Linked DNA regions of Homo sapiens: region 2 is linked to region 1. A link is a loop called in an ENCODE intact Hi-C map of the cell type or tissue named here. Cell type or tissue: IMR-90. All regions are shown on one strand. Links, peaks and the distances in the headings refer to the core of each region. The heading gives the core; the rest is flanking DNA.

The links. Peaks named below come from ENCODE experiments on the same cell type or tissue, not always from the same donor. Only the 100,000 strongest peaks of a DNase experiment are listed, where the experiment ranks them.
Region 2: a loop joins it to region 1, with 2.4 times the contacts of the local background. A loop is called at or near these places in 2 of 110 quality-filtered maps.

The regions. Positions count from the first base shown.
Region 1 is chr17:40,667,722-40,680,414 of GRCh38, reverse strand. LOC105371775 (a long non-coding RNA gene) reads right to left here and starts at 8,810. Exons shown (of 4, transcript XR_934751.2): 1 at 8,694-8,810. In IMR-90, for the core only: no CTCF peak of the experiment used is centred there; no DNase peak of the experiment used is centred there; H3K27me3 peaks cover 3,363 bases.
Region 2 is chr17:40,764,882-40,777,574 of GRCh38, reverse strand. It overlaps KRT26 (keratin 26), which reads left to right and starts at 5,374. Exons shown (of 8, transcript NM_181539.5): 1 at 5,374-5,902; 2 at 6,339-6,421; 3 at 7,166-7,322; 4 at 7,453-7,614; 5 at 7,696-7,821; 6 at 8,479-8,696; 7 at 9,922-9,989; 8 at 10,909-11,337. The coding sequence starts at 5,462. The coding sequence ends at 11,060. It overlaps KRT27 (keratin 27), which reads left to right. Exons shown (of 8, transcript NM_181537.4): 6 at 1-60; 7 at 273-322; 8 at 437-767. The coding sequence ends at 576. In IMR-90, for the core only: no CTCF peak of the experiment used is centred there; no DNase peak of the experiment used is centred there; H3K27me3 peaks cover 3,136 bases.

The DNA of each region.
Region 1 (12,693 bases), core at 3,048-11,047:
AATTTCAAGGTGGAATAAAAGTTGGAAAGTTGGCAGGAAGAGCAGAATTAGAAGAAAAGATGATATGGCAAGCTATAGGTATACTGAGTTTGATATAACAAAGGAACACCTAACTAGAAATATACAATAAAAAAAAATCAGGCCAGGTGTGGTGGTTCACGCCTGTAATCCCAGCACTTTGGGAGGCCGAGGTGGGTGGATTACTTGAAGTCAGGAGTTTGAGACCAGCCTGGCCAACATGGCAAAACCCTATCTCTACTGAAAATACAAAAATTAGCCCAGCATGGTGGGGCATGCCTGTAATCTCAGCTACTTGGGACGCTGAGGCAGGAGAATCACTTGAACCTGAGAGGCAGAGGTTACAGTGAGCTGAGATCACACCACTCCCCTCCAGACTGGGTGGCAGAGTGAGACTCCATATCAAAAAAACAAACAAACAAAAAAAAGAACAAATGGGCAATTACACTAAAAAAAAAAAAATATATATATATATATAGCATGAAAAACACGTCTTTATTTTAATGAAAATGTATTATTCATAGCAAAATTTCTATCCACATGACAAACATTTAGAATCAGAGTGCATTTCTAAAATCACTTTACAACTAATAAAACTCTAGAAATTCAGAACTATATATGATATTTTGAGGTGTTAATTATCTCAACCGAAGAACCACAACAGGGAAGTCCTTTCTATAAGTGAGTCACACAAAAAAAATACATACATGACATATTTAGACACAAATTATGCAGTTAAGTGTGTCTTGTAGATACCCTACTCAATTTAAAAACCATGTATTGATCATTTACAACATGCAAGTACAGTAATAAGGTAACATAGCTAAATTATCAGAGGTATCAAAGAAAAAGCACACAGTTGAAAAAGTGGTGAATTCTGGTTGTTGTTTGTTTGTTTCCTCAAGCTCTAAGATTGACACTTAGGATTTCTCAAAGACAACTGAAAATGTTTTCCTAATTCTGAAACAGTACTGACTTCAATGACCATCTCTTTTGAGGTATGAGGCACAGGAGGGAGGGGAACAGGGTTGAAAAACTAACTGTTGAGTACTATGCTCAGTACCTGGGTGATGGGATTACTTGTACCCCAACCCTCAGCATCACACAATATACCCTGGTAATAAACCTGCACATGGACTCCCCTGATTCTAAAATAAAAGTTGGAAAAAAATAAAAAAGGTATGAGTCACTCGTTTTGTGGCTACTTGCAGAAGTTTCAAAGATAATGATTTTCAAAGGTAACAAAGCTTGTGACACTGGTATGTCAGCATATCATCACATTTCATTTCTGAAGTCAGCAGTGAGAGATGGCGCCAAGCCACCAGTGAGAAGAGACGTTTGAAAAAAACAATTAAGAAGGAACTGAAGCTTGATGGATTAGCATAATGAATTTTTCTGAAGGCAACAGTGTGAAAAATATTTGTAAAGGTGTGGCAGAATCTGAAATCACGAATCATCTATTCTCACCCTGACAACAGTTTTCTTTTTCATATAGGCTGGACTAAATTTCGCGAAGTTCATTAATTTTCAAATGTAATTGTTTGCAATTTAAGCCAAAAGACATCTTAAAATCTGTTAAATTTTTTAACGTGGGACAGTGATATAAGAAGCCAAAAAGAAAGAAAAGTCAAACTGGGGGGGCCAAAAAAAATAATTACCAGGAAATAAGAAGTGTTCACAAATTTCAGAACGCTTTGTCTCACCAAAGAGCATAGTATTACAAAACTACAGTCTTCAAGAAAATAGTAACTATGTTAAGTACTGAAGCAGAAAATAAGTTATGCACACTTTTATCTTACTACCAGATTATTTTTCACAGATAGCACAAAACTTATTGATTGCTAACTATCCAAATGTATGGTAATAAACTAATATAGCTTAACTATCAAAGGTATCATATAGAACCATACAGTTGAAAAAAGGATGGATTCTGTCTTAGTCGTTAACACTGAGAATTTATCAAAGAGAACTGGAAATTAATTCTTTCTTTCTTTCTTTCAAAATTGGGTCCTGCTCTGTCACCCAGGCTAGAGTGCAGTGGTGAGACCATAGCTCACTGTAACCTCAAACTCCTGGGAGCTAGGACTATAGGCATGTGCCACCATGCCTGGCTAATTTTTTTTTTTTTTTTTTTTTTTTTGGAGAGACGAGGTCTTGCCGTGTAGCCTAGGCTGGTCTCGAACTCCTGGCCTCAAGCAATCCTCCCACCTCAGCCTCCCAGAGTTCTGGGTTTACAGGTGTGAGCCACTGTGCTTGTCCTGGAAATGTTTTTCCAATTCTCAAACAGTGTTGATATCAGTGACTACCTTTTTCAAGGCATGAGTTGCTAGTCTTATGGCTATTTAAGGAGGTTTCAAAGACAATGATTTTGGGGAATAAAAACTAGTGTTTTCTCCAAGCATTCGGAATTATTTATGGAAATAGAAGTATTATATTCATGTAAAATGATATGGTCTATAGATGTAACTTAGTTGCCTTAAACTGTGTAATTGCTGGTATACCATATTAGTGTCTTTAATCTGAACACAACCTCACATCCAAGAGGAAAAGCTTATCATTCACAACAGTAATTCCTGAGTGAGCTACTCCTCTCTAATTATACAATTAGAAAGTCAAAACAAACTTGAACCTTGCAATGTATATTCCCAGAACTCAAAACATATTTTTAAGAGAATTTTAACAGTAATCAACTCCTTTTCAAGACAAGATACAAAGTCAATAAAAGATTGCCTACTTTAATATTCATTTGTTTGTTTAAAAACATTAAGCACTAAGTCTAAGGGGCTGGTGGGACGACGGAAATGGGGCAAATTTTAAAGAAATGTAAGACACGCACTCTTTGCCCTTAAGGACAATCTGGTTAAGAAGAAAACAATTACCAAGTATATTTAACCCCACTTAAAGGTGTGAGCAAATAAAATTTTGTTAATCCATATATTTTAAATACTGTGCATTTAATAGCCAAGGTCAGGTGCTATCTCTTCTGTGAAGCCAATGGGAAAATATAATTTTAAAAAAAAATTTGTACAGCCACAATTTTGTTTGTAAAATTTCTCTTTGTCAAAAACTCAACTGTACACTTCTGGAACACCAGTTTCTATGCACCCAGTAGGCTCAGAAAGGAGTCCCCGTGGATATACATGTGTGCCGCGGCTGTGCAACATGGCCCCCGGCATGACACAACAGTGAAGCAGCTGGAAGGTGCTCAAATACTCAGACTGGCTGGGAAGTTGAAAGCAAGGGAAGAAGAGAGGGATGGGGAGAGAACAGCAGCTGTCAGGGAGCAGAGCACAGCCTAGAGAAAGCTGGGGTGCTTTGCACTGGCAGCTGAAAACTAAGGAGGCAGTGGGGGCATGAAGTAAGGAGGAGACAGAAAGGGGGACGGGATGTGGAGAGCTTGCTGCTGGAGTAGGCACATTTATCCGGCCAGTTGCAGCAGTGCAGAGGGAATATTTAAGCCTGAAAATAGAGTTCAATCATTCAAGCCGTTGGGTAAAGGCAAATAATTAGCAAAAATAATACAAAAAGATACGTGAACTTTATTTAAAAACTAGAACTACGTGGTCCCTTTGATCATGATCTGCACAGGTGTCCTCAAGCTGTCCACGCAGTCTTTCTAGGGAGGCTACCAGAGTGGGTGAAAATGGAAAACTAAAGCGGGGTCCTGCATTCAAGGCATTTCAAACACGTAAAGTTAAACTAAATGTTTGATTCTGAGGACTAGACTGTTACTATTACAAGAGTTGTGCAGGGCATATATCCAAGACTGGACAGGGACCAGTCCCTGTTGTCAGAGAAACTTCACACTGAGACACAAGCTTGCTCAGGTAGGGTGGGCGTTGAAAGCCAGGAGGAGGGATTTCTGTAAACTCTTGCTTCCTCTGTCATCGGCCACCCCTTAAGTTTTCTATTTCCTGCCTCTTCCACTTTACTAATTCTGTTTCCCAGAAAACACTCCACACCATCCCCCATAAGGGTTCAAAGTCTACCATATAAATGTCTTCCCAAATGTGCTAAAATGTACCCTCCAAAAAACAATTTTTTTTTTACCTATTCTGGATATTTCATATAAGTAGAAGTATATAAGACGTGACCTTTGGGGTCCGGCTTGCATTTAGTGTAATGTTTTCAAGGTTTGTCCACCTTTTAGGATGCATCAGTACTTTACTCCCTATTATGGCTTAATAACATTGCATTGTATGTACGTAGCACATATTTGCTTGTCCATTTACCCATTGATGGAAACTTGGGTTGCTTCCCCCTTTTGGCTATGATGAATAGTGCTGCTATCCACAGAGAGCAAATTGGTGGTTTGAAGGGGCTGGGGGAATGGGAGGATAGGAAATGATTGCTTCATGGGTTGGGTTTTCTTTGGGGGTGATGAAAATAGCTTGAAGCTACACAGAGGTGTTAGTTACACAACATGGTGAGTGTACTAAATGCCAATGAACTGTACATTTTTTAATGGTTAATTTTACGTTGCGTGAATTTCACTTGGATTTTTTAAAATTAATTTCCAGGCAGACCCCCTGCCACCTGTCTAAAACAGGGTCCCATGTGTGGGTTAAACTACAAATGAGAAATGTTACATATCTTAAAATAAATTGCCTATAACATATGTATGCAGCATCCTTCATAGCCAAGGTCAGACGCTACCTCCTCCATGAAATCTGCTATGGAAATACAATTAAAAACAAAATATCCAGTCTGGCCAACATGGTGAAACCCCGTCTCTACTAAAAATACAAAAATTAGGCGTGGTGGCGGGCGCCTGTAGTCCCAGCTACTCGGGAGGCTGAGGCGGGAGAATGGCGTGAACCTGGGAGGCAGAGCTTGCAGTGAGCCGAGATTGCGCCACTGCACTCCAGCCTGGGCGACAGAGCGAGACTCCGTCTCAAAAAAAAAAAGAAAAGAAAAGAAAAGAAAATTAGTCGGGTGTGATGGTGGGCCCCTGTAGTCCCAGCTACTCAGGAGGCTGAGGCAGGAGAATCGCTTGAACCCAAGAGGCGGAGGTTGCAGTGAGCCAAGATCGCACCACTGCACTCCAGCCTGGGAGACAGAGTGAGACTCCGTCTCAAAAAAAATAAAAAATAGTAAAAAAATCTCCTAACCTAGAAATCCTCTCCACCAAGGTAAACGAGAAAGAAAATCATTTTACTATTGAATAAGCGTTAAAACAGAATGTGATGCCCGTCACAAGCAATCCACTAAGAGACTGCAAAGACAGAAAGATAGCTCTTCCTTTATATAGCCAAGCAGACACAGCCCATTACGTGGATGTTCTCAGGATGAACAACAGCTACTCTTCACATAAGAGGACTTCACAGCACCATATGTCACACACGGTTTATCCTAACTTTACCCATAATTTGGGTGACCATCTATGTTAGTTAATAGGCTTTATATACAGGGAAAGTAAACTTCTCACATCTTTATAATAGGAGGTAGCTTTGGAGCAAGGTGCCTGCCGAAATTAGGTCCTGCCCTCCCACAGAACCTGGGACACAGGGGTGTTTATTTCCTTGGATGGTCACGCTCAAAAGGCTTGATTCCCAGTCTTGAGAAAGGCATTCCTTGGTTGTAAAGTTGGCAAAAGATTTATTTTACTTTTTAAAAGATTTACTCACATTTCAAAGAGACAGCGAAAGAATTTACAAGTTTTCTAAAGTAAATGCTCGAAGAAAGGGGAGTACAGGGGTGTCTTTTCCCTTATTTTTAACAGGAAGAATTAAGTCTCTTATTTTTAATTTATGTTTGCCTTTATTTGCCTTCTCTGATCCCCTCAGGAAAAAAAAAAAAAAGGCAATTACTTCCTCTTCAGAGATGCCTTACTTGTGGCACTTCGCAATTCTACCCTGAATTGGAGCAGTGCGGCAGGGTCAGGGTCTGGTTCCTTCTGTGTCCTTCATGGTGCGAGGGACCGTGAGCCAGAGCCAACGTTGAGAGAAAGCCCTTCCTTGAGCTCATTGTTGCAATGGAAATGTTCTGTATCTTGACTGCATTGGTGTGAATACCCTGGTTGTGATATGGTCCTCTAGTTTTACAAGCTGTTGCCATCGGGGAAATTCAGTAAAGGATATGTGGGATTGCTCTGTACTGTTTCTTACAGTAACTGAATCCACAGTTACCTCAAAAGTTTAGCTAAAAATGAAAAAGGCTTTTGAATGACTAAAAACATGTGTTTATAAACCACTGAATAATGGCTATGGAACATCATAAAGTCCAGAATGCTGTACAGTCTGGGCTGAGGAGAAGAAAGCTCACAGCTGCATTCCTGGGAAGATTTGGGCAATGTTAAGGGGTGAGGGTCCAGGGAATACTGTCAGGGTGCTAAAAATTGATATGCAGGGCAGAAAGCCTGTGAGAATGACCTAAGTAGAAATTTTTTTAAACAAAATAAAAATTTTCAAAAAGAGAAAAGACAACAGAGGGAAAATTCAAGAGGCCAGGCGCAGTGGCTCACGCCTGTAATCCCAGCACTTTAGGAGACCAAGGTGGCAGATCACCTGAGGTCAGGAGTTTGAGACCAGCCTGGCCAACATGGCAAAACCCCATCTCTACTAAAAATACAAAAATTACCTGGGCATGGTGGCGGGCACCTGTAGTCCCAACTACTCGGGAGGCTGAGGCAGGAGAATCACTTGAACCCAGGAGACAGAGGTTGCAGTGAACCAAGATCACACCACTGCACTCCATCCAGCCTGGGCGACAGAGCAAGACTCCATCTACGGAAAAAAAAAAAAAAAAGAAAAAAAAAAGCAAGAAAGGATAAATGCAAGTGCAAGGAAATAAATTGTCTAGAATAAACTAAGATGCAGAGAAATGACTAAGACTAGAGTATCAGGACACAGAATAGAAGACAGCAGGGCCAATGTCGTAAGTTATAGAAAGCAGGTTTAGAAAAATCAATATTTCAAAGACAGGAAGAGCTAAGGGAACACCTGTCAAATTGGTGAAGACAATGTACTTAGAACCCAACAAAGACCTCCCTTCTAGAGATTTGAAAGGAGACGTAAATATTGTAGCTCAAGTGAGTAGATGGGAGCACAGTTTCAACCTACAACTATGACTTCAAAGATTGGGACTTAACGCACTCCAGATAAAAAAGGAATGGAGAAAATTCTGAATAGTTTTGGAAGATGCCTATAGTCTGCTAAGCTAGAAAAAAATCATGAATTGTAATACACCAAAATTGTATAAACTGGGTGTTCTAAAATGAGCTCACCCTCTATCTAGTAAAGCTCATTTTGACCATCTGTGTGTATTGGGCCTCAAAAAACAAGGTAAGAAGGAGAAGCACCTGGAAGTATCTGGAAGATGCCAGAGAAAATAGGACCCAATGGCAAAGTCCTTGATTGGCAAAACTGCCCTGCTTTTTGCCCTTGAGTTACAGCAGCAAAGAATGAAGTGAGCATCTGCCAGGACTAAGATTGCATGTATAATGTACTCTGCTTAATCAGTTCATGTGAAATGCATGTTCAGTGTGTATAGAAAGGCATGTAAGCATCTCTCACATACTCTGAAAACATGCTAAAAAATGCTGACAAACATATTCCCACACAAAACTCTTTATCGTCTAATTATAGTCTTAACTTATATATAAAACAAAAGATTAAATGATATCACGTAGAGGCCTGCTCCTATGAGTAGAAAAATCAATAATATAACAAAAAGGATATAAGCCAGTAAAGCCCTGTCATTTATAGCAATTTTTTAAGTTTTAAAAAAAAGCCTTTATTTGCTGACTAATTATGCCTTTATAATCCTATGAAAATGCATGCTTGATTAAGAAGAGGGAGTCACAAAATCCTAAGCTGCTAAAGAAATTATGCTTCATAAATAAAATAATACCCAAGCTCTTTGGGATTATAAAAGATCAATTGGAGTGTTCTGTCTAGCTGAAGAAAACAGATTCATATTTACAACTTCCTGGAAGGAAAAAAACACTTAATATAAACTTACATTGCCATCATTCTATCTTTTATACTTTTTAGAATAAAAACAGATCACAACATTTATGTGCAGGACAGGAAAAACATTAAATGGCTTGAGTTTGACATCCTTGTGTACAAGATTGATTTACAGGGTGAAATGTATGTGCCCAAATGCATTACATAAAAATAATCCATTATTTTCCTTTTTAATATTTTTTCCTCTTCAAAGCAAAACTCAAATTCTTGAGTGTGCCACATTTGTTAAGGACAAACAGGTTAGAAAAGATGTTATTTCTCCCAGAGTTTAATTCCAAACTCCCAGGAAATCACTCCATAAAAATTCACCAAGATGAATGATGGGTGCCTGTCTGATTTGCTTGTGTTTGTAAACACTACAAATTTGGGGACTATAGTGTTTTTGAGCCACTTACCATCCTTCTGGTAATTCATTTCCTTTACCTTCTTCAGGCAAATAAATTAATCTGTGCTCATTGTCTCAGGGGAGGATGAAACAAAAGCAATGTGTTCCTTCAGTCTAGTCTTAGAATGAAGAGGACTCAGGGCCCACACAAAATGTCCTAAAGAAACGTTATTCATTTGGCGCTTGTTTATTGCCTGCCTTCTCTGTGCTAGGCACAGAGCTAGAAAGTGGTGATCCAGCAGTGAGCAGACAGGTCTTGGAGCTTAGGTTCCAGTAGTAAAAGCAGGATTTTCCGTCCCACCCTCAAGAATAGAACTTACCTTGGACTGAAAGGAGAGGGAAGAAAAAAAGGATTGCTGAGGAAGGGCAAAGCGGGGTCCCTGAGAGGGGAGCCCCAGGTCCTGCTTCTGAGTCAGAGCCCCTACAAAGCAGCAAAACGGGAGGTAAGTTGGGGGAACTATTTAGGAGAACTGTGCCTTACTTCCTGGATTGTAACCTCAGGAAAGGGACAAGAGCCAAATAGGTTATGGCTGCACAGTGTGTCCGGGCAGATGGAGCCACAGTCCACCTGATATTTCCATGCCACAGGCACACAGAAGCATCAGAATGACTCTTACGCCCTTAAGCATGGAAAGAAATATGGGAGAGAGCAGCTGGACACTGCTAGGATGAAGCAAATTTAAAATAAGAGGCTTGATTCTCACTGTTGGAAACAAGGGAAGAGATTTTTCTCTCTTCCTAAATTTTCTTTGAGCATTTACTTCATCTTTTATAAAAAATAAATTGTATTGTGTATATTTAAGGTTTACAACACAATGTTATGGGATACATATACATAGTAAAATGGTTACCCTGGTGAAGCAAATTAACATATCTATCATCTCACAGTTACCTTATTGTGTGTGATGAGAGCAGCTAAAGTCTACTTACATTAAAAAAAAAAAAACCCAGTTAGCATACAATTTTATTAGCTCTAGTCCTGGTTAATAGGTTAGATCTCTAGACTTGTTCATCCTACATATCTCCTCCTTTGTATACATTGACTTCCATCTCCCCATTTCCTAACCCATCCCACCCCCACTCCTGGTAACCACTGTTTTATTCTCTGCATATTTGACTTTTTTTTCTTAGATTCCACATATAAATGAGTGCATGTAATATTTATCTTTCTGTGTCTTTCTTACTTCACTTAACATAGTGTCCTCCAGGTCCATTTATGTTGTGACAAATGTCAAGATCTCCTTTTTTAGGGTAGAATAATAGTCTATTGTGCATATATATATATATATACACACACACACACACACACACACACACACTCACCAGTTTATTTATCCATTCATTCATTGACACTTAGGTAGTTTCCATATCTTGGCTATTGCGAATAATGCTACAATGAACATAAAAGTGCAGATATCTTTACAAGGTGGTGTTTGCATCTCCTTTGGGTGGATACCCAGAAGGGGAATTGCTGGGTCATAGGGAAGTTCTTTTTCTTTTCTTTTTTTTTTTTTTTTTTTTTTGAGATGGAGTCTCACTCTGTTGCCCAGGCTGGAGTGCAGTGGCGTGATCTTGGCTCACTGCAACCCTGGCCTCCAGAGTTCAAGTGATTCTCCTGCCTCAGCCTCCCAAGTAGCTGGGACTACAGGTGCCCACCACCACGCCCGGCTAATTTTTGTATTTTTAGTAGAGACGGGGTTTCACCACTTTGGCCCGGCTGGTCTCGAACTCCTGATCTCAAATGATCCACCTGCCTCGGCCTCCCAAAGTGCTGGGATTACAGGCATGAGCCAGCGCACCTGGCCTGGAAGTTCTGTTTTTGACTTCTTTAGAAACCTCCATGCACTTTTTGCTAATGGCTGCACCAATCTCCATTCCCACCAACAGTGTACTGTTTCTTTGCTCCACACCTTTGCCAACATTTGTCACTCTCATCTTTTTGATAACACCAATCCTAACAGGTGTAAGGTGATATCTCATAGCAATTTTGATTTGCATTTCCCTGATGGTTAGTGATGTTAAACACCTCTTCATGGATCTGTTGCCCATTTTTATGTCTTCTTTGGAGAAATATCTGTTTAGATCCTTTGCTCATTTTTTAACTGGTTTATTTGTTTTTCTGCTATTCAGTTGTAAGAGTTCTTTATAAATTTTGGATATTAACCCCTTACTAGATATGCAGTTTGCAAATATCTATTCCCAGCCTGTACATTGCCTTTTCATTGTGTTAATTGCTTCCTCTGCTGTACAGAAGCTTTTTATTTTGATGTAGTCCCACTTATTTATTTTTGCTTTTGTAGCCTGGGCTTTTGGTGTAATATCCAAAACATCATTACCAAGGCCAATGTCAAGGAGCTTTTACCCTCTCTTATCCTCTAGGAGTTTAATGGCTTCAGGTCTTACATTTAGATCTTTTATCCATTTTGAGTGGATTTTCTAATATGGTGTAAGATAAGGGTCCAATTTCATTTTTTTGCATGTGGAAATCCAGTTTTCCCAGTACCATTTATTGAAGAGACTATTTTTTCCCCATTGGGTCCTCTTGAGGCCCTTGCCAAAATGTAGTTAATTAAATTAGGTTTAGATTTATTTCTGGGCTCTATACTCTGTTTAACTGGTCTATGTTTCTGTTTTTATGCCAGTACCATGCTGTTTTGATTGCTATAGCTTCCAAATATAATTTAAAATCAGGGAGCATTTATTTGTAATTATAACTTTTGAAAACTTATATGTACTGTTTCCTCTCTTTGAAATTTATGTAAATCCTTTTGAAGCCTAGATAGGCCTTTCATTAGCTTTATGATCCAGGGATGTATTTCTCAAGTACCTGGGAGCCATCTCTTTGAAATGTAAACATCAAAAGAGATGACACCCCTATATCCCAGTTTCTGTGGGAGGGTAGGAGCCTAACTTCTGTGGGTACCTTACTCAAAGTTGCAAAACTACCACCTGTCATAAAGATATAAAAAGTTTTGTTTTTCCTCTGGAGAAAGCCAAGTAGCTGACACAGATGATCACCCCAAATTACCAGGTGAAGTTAAGATGAACGATGTGTAACTATGGTACTGTCAAGTCCTCTTACTCTAACTTAACTATTGTTTATCTTGAAAATATGTATGTAGGTCGGGCACGGTGGTTCATGCCTGTAATGCCAGTACGTTGGGAGGCCAAGGTGGGTGGATTGCCTGAGGTCAGGACAGCCTGGCCAACATGGTGAAACTCTGTCTCTACTAAAATACAAAAATTAGCTGAGCATTGTGGTGTGCGCCTGTAATCCCAGCTACTCGGGAGGCTGAGGCAGGAGACTTGGTTGAGCCTGGGAGCCAGAGGTTGCAGTGAGCTGAGATCGCGCCATTGCACTCCAGCCTGGGCGACAGAGCTAGACTCCATCTCAAAAAAAAAAACAAAAAGTATGTAATAGGTTGTATCTGCTGCTTGGCTATGTAACAGGTGAGATTTCCTTCCATCTTGCAATTTCCTAGAAGATTACCTGTGATGCACATCACATTCTAGTTTAGTGCTTATTCAGTAATAGAAGTATTTTCTTTCCGTACTACCTTTGTGGAGAGGATTTCTGGGTTGAGGGAAGATTTTTGTTTTTAGTTATATGTCTCCAACCAACGATAATGGGACAGATGGGAAGAATAATGACTGTCTCAGTGAACACAGCTTGGACAGATGACACTAAGGACAATATGCTCCCCGCCCCAGGTCACAACTATATAAGCTCCCCTAAAACTTAGATGCAATGCTTTGGAGAAAAGGCGAGAGACTGAGATGATGAGATTTAACACACATCCTCCATAGAATAGGAACTCAAAATAAAGATTAACATGAAAAAAGAAAAATAAAGCAATAAGGTCTGCCTGAGCCTATGCACCCAGAGTTGTGATAGCTGCAGCATGAACTACTTGCCAATATTTAACTGCAGGAATCTTAACTTCAGATGATTGTACCAACAACTCGTTTCCTCTGGCTGAAGAGAGAGGGATAAATGAGTGGAAGAAAACTTACATTTATCAGAATGGCTCTCAAACTTTGCTACATATTAGACTCCTGGGAAGTTTTCAAAAATTCTGATGCCCAGGCCCCGTCCTGAGCCAATTAAATCAGATTTTCTGGGAGGAGGACACAGTCATCACCATTTTTTAAAGTTCCAGAAGTGATTTCAGTGTGCAGACACACAGACACACGAATGTCCCTGGAGCCAGGGTCCCCAAACACAGTATTTTGGCATTTGTGAGATGTGTTATAACAAGCTTTCTCCTTTTAATAAAGTCAACATTTTTAAATTATTTACTTTTCTAATAACTATAATGG
Region 2 (12,693 bases), core at 700-8,699, 100 kb before region 1:
CAAGGTCCACCTGGAAAAAGAAATTGAGACCTACTGCCTCCTGATAGATGGAGAAGATGGGTCAGTATTGCCGCCATTGAGAAAACAATTCATTTTTAAGGTTACTAAAGATGATTTGAAATCAAGTACAAAATATCTATGATCTAGATCACGCATAGATAATACTCTTTTAGTGTTATTTCAGAATGCAGTGAATTCCCACCTTAAATCATTATTTTTCAGTTTCCTCAGTAAAACAGAATAATTAATATAAGCGCTCTATACTTTTACAGCTCCTGTTCTAAATCAAAAGGCTATGGAGGCCCAGGAAATCAAACAAAAGGTAAACAAAAGCTGTGTTAGGCATTCAGTGTTTATTTGTATGTGTTTCAAATGATGTTTTATTTCCTATTTATGAATTTGATAAATTCTAAACAGTTTATATGTGGCATTTTAGATTCATCTAAAACCACCATTGTCAAAACAGTTGTTGAAGAGATAGATCCTCGTGGCAAAGTTCTCTCATCCAGAGTTCACACTGTGGAAGAGAAATCCACCAAAGTCAACAACAAGAATGAACAGAGGGTGTCTTCCTGAACTCCAGCCTCTGAGACAGAATGGCCCCCAAATTAAAATACCAAAATGAAGCTAGTTTCCTAAATAAGGGTCCCCTTATTTTTCTGCTTTTCTTCCAATGAATTAAGACAAGTTATTTTTAGAATAGTACCATTTCTTTGGCTTTTTCTCTATGGTGGTGTTTCAATAAAAGTTCTTCCTGTTGCAAGTCATCTTCCCTGGTTCTGGCCAATCTTTGCATTTTAGATATACCCTCCCAAATGGAAGCTGAATTTTGTCTTTAATTTCTTCTGTTTAATTCAACAGTCTTCACAAGTTGGAAGTAAGTTTAATGTGAAAACTAGTTGGAGTCTTTTTGACTTCTCTGTAAAATTTTGTCTCCTTTGTCTCAGTACGAAAAGTACTTACTGAGAACACGCTATGTGCCAGATAACGAGGATAAAACAGTTAATAAGATCCAGTCCCTGAAGTCAATATGCTCATAGATGTAGAAATAAGAACCTGAAGAATCAGAAACAAACTTAAACATAAAGGAAAGGCTATAAGTAGTGATATTTGAAGGTAGAAGGGGAAAAAGAGAGCTGTGAGGACAAGGGTAAGAGGAGAATTCCAGCAGGCATCTAATTCATAATCTTGATCACTCCACCATAACGGTAGGAATTCACAAGTTCTCTCCTTCGTTTTTGCCATCCAAGACTGCAGAGCCATGTGGCTCTCAAGTCAAAGGTAACTTTTAGTGCAATAATTTCAGCACCTACCATTAATGAATCTATTTCAAGGCTGGGAGTGGGAGGAGGTTAAACTCAGCAGAAAACCCTCCAGAGGTTTATTTGTGGGTGAGAGATTTGGCTCCCCCTCACCAATCCCGTAACAGAAACAGCCTGTTTTTCTCTGGAACCAGTGTCCTATTACTGAACTCTGTAGAATTGGCTCAGCACAGTTGAAACACAGTCACTTTCAAGCTGTCTTTCCTCCTCTTTTTCCCACACGCATGTAATAATACCTAAGCGAATGTAAGGCAGATACCCTCTCACTTAACTTTTTAATTAACCAGTCCTCACATCATATACCCTCATATCAAAATTAGGAAAAGGAAACATCCTACCACGTAAGAGTTGAAAAGTTACATTCACGCAAAAACCTGTGCACAGATGTTTATAACAGCTTTATTCGTAATTGCCAAAACTTGGAAGCAACCAAGATGTCCTCTTGGTTGACGAATGGATAAATAACTGTGGTACCTCTAGACAACAAAATATTATTTAGTGCTAAAAAGCTATGAGCTATCAAGCCATGAAAAGACACAGAGGAACCTTAAATGTATATTACTAAGTGAAAGAAGCCAATCTGAAAAGGCTACATACTGTATGACCCCAACTATATGACATTCTGTACAAGGCGAAACTATGGAGATAGTAAAAAGATAATTGGCTGCCAGAAATTGGAGGTGAGGGATGCACAGGCAGAACACAGAGGATTTTTAAGGCTGTGAAAATACTCTGGATAATATCATAAGAACGGATACGTGTCATTATACATTTTCCAAACCCGTAGAATATACAACACTAAGAGTAAACGGTAATACTAAAAAGTCTTTAATTTTTTTTTTTTTTTTTTTTTTTGAGACAGTCTCGCTCTGTCGCCCAGGCTGGAGTGCAGTGGCGCCATCTTGGCTCACTGCAAGCTCCGCCTCCTGGGTTCAAGCCATTCTCCTGCCTCAGCCTCCCGAGTAGCTGGGACTACAGGCGCCTGCCATCACGCCCGTCTAATTTTTTTGTATTTTCAGTAGAGACGGGGTTTCACCGTGTTAGCCAGGATGGTCTCGATTTCCTGACCTCGTGATCCACCTGCCTCGGCCTCCCAAAGTGCTGGGATTACAGGCGTGAGCCACCGAATACTTAGCTCAGATTTCACAGTATTTGAAACGCCTGACCACCAACTCACCATAACTCAGGAAATAAATTCTTTCTGCTAAAACCAGGCCAATATTTAAAACCTTTAAATATGACTTCCAGGAAAGAGTCAATAATAGTTGATAACCAGCACTTACTAGGTGCTAGACTCTGTTCTAAGCATCATTTATTCCTCACAACAACCCTATGAGGTAGGTACTGTTATCGTCCTCGTTTTACAGATAAGGAAACGGAGGCAGAGACTGGTTGAATAATTTGCCCAAGATCACACAGTAATAACATGAAGTGCTGAAATACGTAAACCACACAGAATAGCTCAGAGTCTGGTGCTTCACCACGACATAATACCATGCTAGTGAGAACTTTATGACTCCACCTTCCCTATAACAAGAGAAGGGATAAAGAAACTACGTGCATGCTCACTCCAGTCGGTCTGAGATTAGCAGAGACATCAGTATCTCCTTCTTCCCAAAACAAACCAGGGAAGCCATTTTGTGGGCGGACTTAGTATACCAGAATCTGATTCTCAGGAAAAAAAAAAACAAAAAACAAAACCAAAAATTAGGAATCTAGTGACAAAACAAACCTCATTCAAGTTCAAGAAAAATGGTTATCTAACATAAATATAGAATGTGAATTTTAAACAACAGTGTACTTGAAACTAAACAATAAATGTATCAGGGGAAAATTAGCATATGATCATTAGAATAAGATAATGTAATGAAAAACTTTATCCTGAAATAAGGAGACAGCAACACTGCATAAAGCTTAATTCGATTCATTTTGAATATCTAAAATACGTATGCACATCATGTAATGTTCTACTATCTAGTAGATTATCAAGAAATGATCTATTATGTACATCCATTCTTGCCATGGATAAAATAATCAATCCCGGGGAAGAAATGTATAGACTGAAGTGGTCCAGAGAATGTGTTAAATCTGTCTCCACTTCCAGAAAGAACTAGAGCATACCTAAATTTTTAAAATAAGTATTAGTTTAGAGGAAAATCTATGATTAAAATAATTTAAAAGACCTACTCACGTGAGTAAATAGGCGACAACATTTCAAGAAGGAGTTAAGCATCATATATTCCAGTCCTGCTTTGATATAGAAATGCTTTGTAATCTGTGTGGCCACTTAGCTTCAGAGACAACTCATCTCCAAAATAGTCCTAATAATATGTGTTTAACTTGTTTCACAAAAGATAATTTGTATTTATAAAGTATCTAGAGATAAATAGATTATGTTAATAATACTTTGAAATCTCATAATAACTCACCTAAGAAACTCAAGCCTTATAAATCATTAAACTGACAATACTCTCTGTTTTTCTTGTTTTATTTCTGGGAAAAATTAGCAAAAGATTAAAAATTTGACCAGGTCACAACAAAATCAGTAAAAAGTCTCTAAACAGGAACTGTATCTAGGTTATCATGCACTGTTCTAAACATAAGCTGATGGTCCAGTTATAGCTCTGTATTTATTATTTATTTTTAAATATTTTTGATTTAGAAAATCCATGCAGTCCACTAAATGTTCCATACGATTTAGTGACAATAATGTTGGATGTTTTCCAAAGGATTCACTATCCACAACATTGAAAAATATCATTCGGAAGAAAATTACTGTTTCAAAACTAAACCCATAATTAGTTAACCAATCAATTTGTATCATTATAGGTGATAGAGACCCGACCCTGTCTGACATGTCCACTTTATTATAATAATTTAAATAATTAACATTTAAAAATGTTTGTGCCTTTCAAACTGTCTTATCGTCATTCATGATTGGAACTGCTCAACATTCATTTGAGACTCTTTGATGCTATTATTTTCATTTGCCCAGTAGGGAAATGATCCAAGCCTGGATAACTTCCCAAGAGCATCAAGGCAAGAGAATAAAGAGTACTTCCCTGTGACAACTTATCTTCTCTCTAGGGTACTATAAGTACTGGTTTTCTAGGTAATGATGAAAACACCTCCCTCCTTATATATTTTACTCCTTGCTAATCAATATGATGCTCACTTCTCAAAATAATTCCTAATGTCTTAAATACATACATTTAAACTAAAAGACAGTAAACACTATTTAGGGGTAGGGAAGTGAACAATTTGGAGACTGTTAGTTGAATTGATGTCCTGCTCCTGGACCAAACCAAGAAATCTCAATCGAATTAATTCTCCACCATCATCACATATTCATGAATTATATTGAAATTAACAATAAGCAGGACTGCAGGATTTCTATTACTTCAGTTTTCAATTCAAGAAATGGTAGATTTCTTTTAAAATCTCCCACTACCAAAAGATCAATAGATGCTGAGATTTTCTGGTTTTGATAAGAAGGAAAACACACACCCAGACACCCAGGGCAGTGGCTCACACCTGTAATGCTGGCCACAGGAGGCTGAGCTGGGTGCTGAGGCTGAGGATCACTGGAGGCCAGGAGTTCGAGACCAGCCTGGGAAACATAGCGAGACCACATATCTTTAAAAAAAGGAAAAAAGAAAAAGAAACGAAAGGAAGAAAGGAAGCACTCAATGAAGTGGGAATACTAGAAATACTCTATGAGCGTTAACAGGACAAAAGTAGGAGACATTTCTCATTGGAATTATTAATTCTTTGTTATATGTGGCAGGGGGAGAATCTAGATTCTATTAATATTCCAGTGGCCAAAAAGATGCACATTTAGTCATATTTAATTTTGGCCTTTGAGGCTATGATTTAGTTTTACTTCACCTGGCACCATTTTTATATATAAAAAATATCCTTGGGGCACCTTTCCACCTACAGACTGGACGCTGTTAAAAATTACCCAATTGTGAAAAACAACAATTAGGATGCAAGTAAATTTTATTACAGACTGGCATAGTCAAGACTGAAATGACCCAGTGAATACTATAAAAGGCCAAGGGAGCTAACAAGTGTGGAAGGTGAACCCTGGCTTTGCTCCTCTTTCTGGGAAGGGGTTGCCCGGCTGTGCTGCCACCATGTCTTTTCGACTTTCTGGTGGATCCAGGAGGATCTGCTCGCGAACTGGGTCTGGTAGGCTGTCCGGTGGAGGAACAGGCTTCGTGGCTGGGAATGTGTGTGTTGGATCGGGAGCAAGAAGCAGCTTTTCTTGTACTCTTGAGGGCATCTCTTCTGGAGGAAGCTTCTGCAATAGCGGTGGAGGGTTGGGAAGTGGTGCCTGTGCTGGTTTTCTTGGCAATGAGCACAGCCTCCTCTCTGGGAATGAAAAGGTGACCATGCAGAATCTCAACGACCGCCTGGCATCCTACCTGGACCATGTGCATGCTCTAGAGGAGGCCAACGCAGACCTGGAGCAGAAGATCAAGGGCTGGTACGAGAAATGTGAGCCTGGCTCTTCCCGGGAACACGATCATGACTATAGCAGATACTTCTCAGTCATAGAAGATCTTAAAAGGCAGGTAAGAAATAGGGATTTGCATACTTTTACTACAGACTTTGTGTGTTGATAATTTAAAGAAGAGAAAATATAAAATGTGCCTAACAAATTTATGTGATGTAAGATTTGTTCACTCTGTATTTCCAGTGCTAAGCACAGTACCTGGCAATAAAATCTTGTAGAATTAAATAATGAAAAAGAAATCATTTCAAAACAGATATAGTCACTTCGTTTTTCATATATTTAGCTCATACCATTTGATCAAAAGTAGTAAAAGTATCTATGTGGCTCTTAAGCTCTGGATGCTTATTATCTGAAGAAAATCCAGATTTCTTTAACATAGAAAAAAGATACTAAAACAGATGTTTGACAGATTAAGAAGATATAAAATCACACTGAAGTCTGGAGCCTCCTTTGACTTTTGGTAATTAACATTTTTCACAATCTTCCCTATTTAGATTATTTCTGCGACCATCTGCAATGCCAGCATTGTTCTACAAAATGACAATGCCAGACTGACCGCTGATGACTTCAGGCTGAAGTAGGTGAAAACAAACTGATTAATTATATTAATAAAAGTTAAAATATTACAATTGGATTAAGGAATATATATTTTGCTTTGAAAACCAAAATGTTTTTCTAAAGCCAGACTAGATCAATAAAGAAATTGAATTAAATAAGCCGTTATAAAAAGAGCTATCATGGTTGGATAGAGTAGCTCATGCCTGTAATCCCAGCACCTTGGGAGGCTGAGGCAGGCAGATCACTTGAGGTCAGGAGTTTGAGACCAGCCTGGCCAATGTGGCAAGACCCCGTCTCTACTAAAAGTACACACACAAAAAAATAGTCAGGCATGGTGGCTCACTCCTGTAATCCCAGCTACTTGGGAGGCTGAGACATGAGAATCACTTGAACCCGGAAGGTGGAGGTTGCAGTGAGCTGAGATGGGGCCACTGCACTTCAGTCTGGGTGACAGAGTGAGACTGTCTCAAAAACAAACAACAAAAAAGAGCAATCACATATTTTTTAAAATCTAAAATCTAGCAATATTTTATTTAATTGTTAAGCACATTGGATGACAAAAATCAGCTCTGAAGAAATAACATCCCCAAAATACAATTCATGAATTGTTAGGTATCTCAAACCATTTTAGCAGTTTGCCATTGCAAGAAGCTTCAGAGGTATGTACAGAACATCATATCTTTCAGCATATGAAATACCTTAAAAAGTTGTGCTTTGCACCTGCCTACGATGACAACTCTCAGGTGCCTTACTAATCTTTCAGGTATGAAAATGAGCTGGCTCTGCACCACAGTGTTGAGGCCGACACCAGTGGTCTTCGCAGAGTGTTGGATGAACTGACCCTTTGTACAACCGACCTGGAGATACAGTGTGAGACCCTCAGTGAGGAATTGACCTACCTCAAAAAAAGTCATGAGGAGGTAAGGAAGCCTGCAGAGTGGCTTCATACAGTTTCTAATTTCCTTCTTGAAGTCCACTGTTCATTTCGTAGCAGGGCATGAACATCAATCAAAATCCTCCACTGAGGATGAATACCGATCCCTTTTCTAGGAAATGGAAGTCTTGCAATATACAGCTGGGGGGAACGTGAACGTGGAGATGAATGCAACCCCAGGAGTGGACCTAACTGTCCTGTTGAACAACATGAGGGCTGAGTATGAGGACTTGGCTGAGCAGAACCGCAAAGATGCTGAAGCCTGGTTCAACGAGAGGGTAGGTCTATGGCAAATTACAAAGGGCTTGCTCAGGAGACAATCAGGCCAGTCACTAACCCTTTCGACAATTACACTTCAGAGTGCAACGCTGCAACAACAGATTTCCGATCATGAGGGAGCAGCCACAGCAGCCAGAAATGAGCTGACCGAATTAAAACGCAATCTGCAAACCCTGGAAATAGAACTTCAGTCCCTCATGGCTGTGGTACGTAGGAATCGCCATTGAATTGAATATATGTGTGAATATGTATAAGTCAATACAGATATAAAAATACATATAACACCAAGTACGTATAACCATTTACATATGACTAAAAGTATAAAATATATTAAATATCAAGAATTCTGTCCCTAAACTCACCAATTCCAAAACTTGAAAAATGCCTTTTTACAATAGAGGAATTTTTTTAAATCTTGCAAATGTTGATTTTCAATTGAAAATATTCAGACCTTATACAAATAATTATTTCTACCTTGAGAATATTTAAAATATGACCATGCCGGCCAAGCACAGTGGCTCACACCTGTAATCCCAGCACTTTGGGAGGCCACGGCAGGTGGATAACTTGAGGTCAGAAATTCAAGACCAGCCAGGCCAACATGGTGAAACCCCATCTCTACTAAAAATATAAAAATTAGCTGGGTGTGGTGGCATGTACCTGTAATCCCACATACTCAGGAGGCTGAGGCAGGAGAATCACTTGAACACAGGAAGAGAGGCTGCAGTGAGCCAAGATCATGCCACTGCACTCAGCCTGGGTGACAGAGCAAGACACAGTCTCAAAAAAATAAATAAAATAATATAAGATGACCATGCCATTTCTCTTTTACACATTCAAGCTTCACTTTGCTTTTCTTTCAGAAACATTCCTATGAATGCTCCTTGGCTGAGACTGAAGGAAATTACTGCAATCAACTCCAGCAAATTCAGGATCAGATAGGGGTGATGGAGGAACAACTGCAACAGATTCGAACAGAAACAGAAGGCCAGAAGCTGGAGTATGAACAGCTTCTTGATGTAAAAATATTTTTAGAAAAAGAAATTGACATTTATTGCAACTTACTAGATGGAGAAGAAAGGTAAAGATTAACTTGCAAAAAAAAAAAAAAACCTCACATTAACTAGGTTTTCCCACAGTATAGGTATGCCAATATTGCATCCTAGAATTTCCTACTCTGGAGATCATACATATTTATCCTCAGGAATGTATATTATTGCAGCCAAGTGAAATTAAAACATGCAGAAATTTGAAAATCAAATTTCTAAGTATGCAAAATATTTGTATGTATAATATATAAAGGACATTTAAATATAGAATATTTAACAATTCCAGTACTCCAATTCAAGGGGAAAATTGCTTTCTGTGATTTAGTGTGTAAGCACATTTCTTATAAATAACTCATTCTCTTTTCTTATCACTTCACTAGTTACCCCACATGTACCTTGTATTAAAGATGAGCAATGAAGATATAGGAAGAATTAATTGGAGAGGCACCATAGTTTCTTAGTCAATAGCAACAGCCCTGGAATTGCAGCCCTGGCTGTGAATCAAATACTGGGTGAATTATGAGCACATTGTTTAACCTTTTCAAATGCAGTTTCCTCGTTGATGAAATTGTGATAAAGCCAAAACCATACTTGTAACAAGTCTTAACTATAATGTCTCACTACATAGGTAAAGAGCTCATGACAGTGGCATACACAGAAAAGGTATTTGGTAATCACTGCCTATTACTAAATGCTTGCCCATGGCCGCATAGTGAGGAGGTAACGTCTTGCACCCTCCAAGGCCCATCAGCCCTCTGCAGCCTATTCTCACAGGAACCCAACAGTGATTGCTCCCTCCTCAGAACAAAGCACTCATTACACCACTCACTTTTCACTTAATTTACAGCACTTTTCATGTTATAGGTAACTTTTTGCATGTGTATACTTTATTTCCAACTGTAAAAACTGTGTCTTGGTTCTATATCTTCTGCAGCACCTAGCCCAGCAACACCTTTTTCATGGTAGGCACTCCAAACACATTCACTGGCCAGTTGATTGAAAAGTCAGAGTGAGAAATATTGCTAGATGAAAGAGGTAATTTCTGGTCATGAGAAAATTTCTATTCATAAACATCCATTTAATCTCTTCTTTCACTATGTTGAAGTCATGAAAAGCTTATTAATGTCCTTTAAATATATAAGGAATTTGAATCTTATTGAAACTAGAATTCCAAAACTCTTATTTCCAATTTAGAGGTATTTATAAGCTCACTAAGGAAAGAAAAAAAAATGCAATAATTTACTCTTCTCTTCACAGAAAAAGCAAATCCACATGTTACAAATCAAAAGGATACAGGCCTGTGAATTCTGGAAATCAAGCCAAAGGTATAGATAGATTTTTTTTACCTGGTGTAACTCCTTAAACTCCATCAATTGTGTTAACTAAGTTACTTATTTTTTAACTAAATAAAATTTGTTTTTAAGTTTACTTCTGGTGAATAAAGGGATGAGGGGTCATTATGATAGTTCTTAATATTTGTATTTTATATTCCCGTAGATCAACAGATGTGGTCAAATTATGAAATTATTGAAATGAGGAATTAATCCCACAACATGTTTCTTACCTGGAATGTATTATCTTTCATAGTTTCAATACTTTGATAAAAGAGCTACTTTATCTTAAACCACAAAAATCGGGCAAGTTGGTATTTAAAAGAAGACAACATTACTTGCAGCCAGCCTTTACTGCCTGATACTTAGATTGTTTTAATCCATGTTTCATTTATGTTTTCAAATGCCCATTGCTCTAAAAGCAGTGGCAAATATAAGAGAGATAGTCCAGGATCTTGCTAAACACTGACTTCAAACACAGTATTATATATCGATTTACTGCAAACTTGCAAAAAACATTTTTAAAAAGCAAACATTTTTTAAAAGGTGCAGTGGCTCATGCTTGTAATCCCAGCACTTTGGGAGGCCAAGGCAGGTGGATCACTTGAGGTCAGGAGTTCGAGACCAGCCTGGTCAACATGGTGAAACTCCATCTCTACTAAGAATACAAAAATTAGCCAGGCATTGTAGCAGGCATCTGTAATCCCAGCTACTCGGGAGACTGAGGCAGAAGAATCTCTTGAACCCGGGAGGCAGAGGCTGCAGTGAGCCGAGATCATGCCACTGCACTCCAGCCTGGGTGACAGAGCGAGACTCCTTCTCAAAAAAACAAACAAACAAAAAGCATACCTATTATGGCTACTTTTCAACCTGTTAAAAAATGACCACTAATGTTTTATTTATTTTATTTTAGACTCAACAGAAGAAACTATTGTTAAAACAGTGGTTGAGGAACTGGATCAAATTGGCAATCTCCTTTCACTGAGAGTCCACTCAGTTGAAGAAAAGTCCTCTAAAATAAGCAACATTACAGTAGAGCAACGAGTACCTTCTAAAGCACCATAATGAGGAAAAAGTTATTTGGAAAGAAAGAAAGAAAGAGAGAGAGAGAGAAAGAAAGAAAGAAAGGCTGCCTTTGCAAAAATCCTACTGGTCAAATAACCTAAGGAAATTATTCATTTCTGTTCTTAAAAGGGCTAGAATTTGTTCTCCTTCTCTTCCTTTTCTCATGTTCTATGCATGTAATCCTTTTCCAGAGTAGAAAAATCCTGCTCTGTCCCTAATTTTTGTTTTTATTTTGGGGGCCTTTTTTGACATTTCATTAAAAATTCTTCTATTGCAAGTTATTTTTTTTAATATCTGATTCTTTTTAATTGCTAAAGTTGATCCCAATGTGGCAATACTAAGGACCTGCTAATAAAATAATGTGTTTCATTTCATAGTCACAGTTACCTCAATTAATAACAGAATAAGGTGGAAAGAGCACTAGCTCTAATGTCTGGTCCCAAATCTGTCCCTGATTGACTACGTAAATAAGTTGATCTTCTTGGGTTTGAGTGTCTATGGACATAAAAGAAGAAGATAATACCCACTGATCACTAGGATTTGTTTACCCTTACAATGCCTAGCCTGGGTGATCAGCAAATGTTTGTTGTAAAATCTGAACCTGGAAAGCCGTTTTTCCATTTTCCAGCACATGCATCTCTCTGCCTCTACCATGGTAATGACTAAGCAAATTTAGAACTAAAGCCTAGGGGTGGTTCTAAATCTTGCTCATATTCTCCTGCACACAAAATTCTGCCTGACATCCTTACTAAATTATTTTGGAAAGTGCAGCTGGGATTGGAAAGCAGCAAAGTTCTAGGCTAAAGAGGTTTTTTTCATTTGGAGTGGAATGAGGCAGTGACCTCTATAATCACCTGGATTTCCAACTTGCATGGCAAGAACAACATTGAAAGGTTTTAATCAACTGGCATATAGACAATGCAGGATTCAAAATGGCCCATGAAGACTGAACTGCACCATTTCAGGGTGCTAAACCCTCTGAGGTTGCATTTTACAAGTCTCAAATATAGGCTTGGTCACCATTATTTCCTGCTTCCATATAAGGTAGTTGACCTTAGCCTGATGACACTTTCTGGAGATGTAGATACAGCTGAAAATTCCTTTTGTCAGGGTCTTCCTGTGATGAATGGTCCCAACCATGATGACAAAGGCCATATTTCAATGGTATGGAGTTAGATTAAGTCTGGTTAGAAGCACTTTCAATTGCAGAACTATAGTGACAATATCTTACATTTACTGAGTGTGTTTTAACTCACTTTATATACATTATCCAATTTAATTTTCATAAATGCTTATGAGGTAGGTGTTTTATCATCTTTATTTTGTATATGAGGAAAACAGATACTCAGAGATTAAGGAATTTCTCCAGGGCTACACAGCTGATGTGTAGCGGGTCTTAGATGCAAATCCAGCTCTCCTCTGCCATGGTGATTTGAGTTCCATTGAACAGAACAAAAATAAGCATAGGAATTCACTATTTTCACACTAAGTTTCCATTACCACCCAAGAGGGACCACAATCAGGCAGACTTTTATGTGCTTGACTATCAATGATACAATGAAAGCCAGGAGTATGGCTTTCAGTGCAGTGGCCTGCTTGTAACATAAAACAAGCATGCTTGTAGCATGACTAC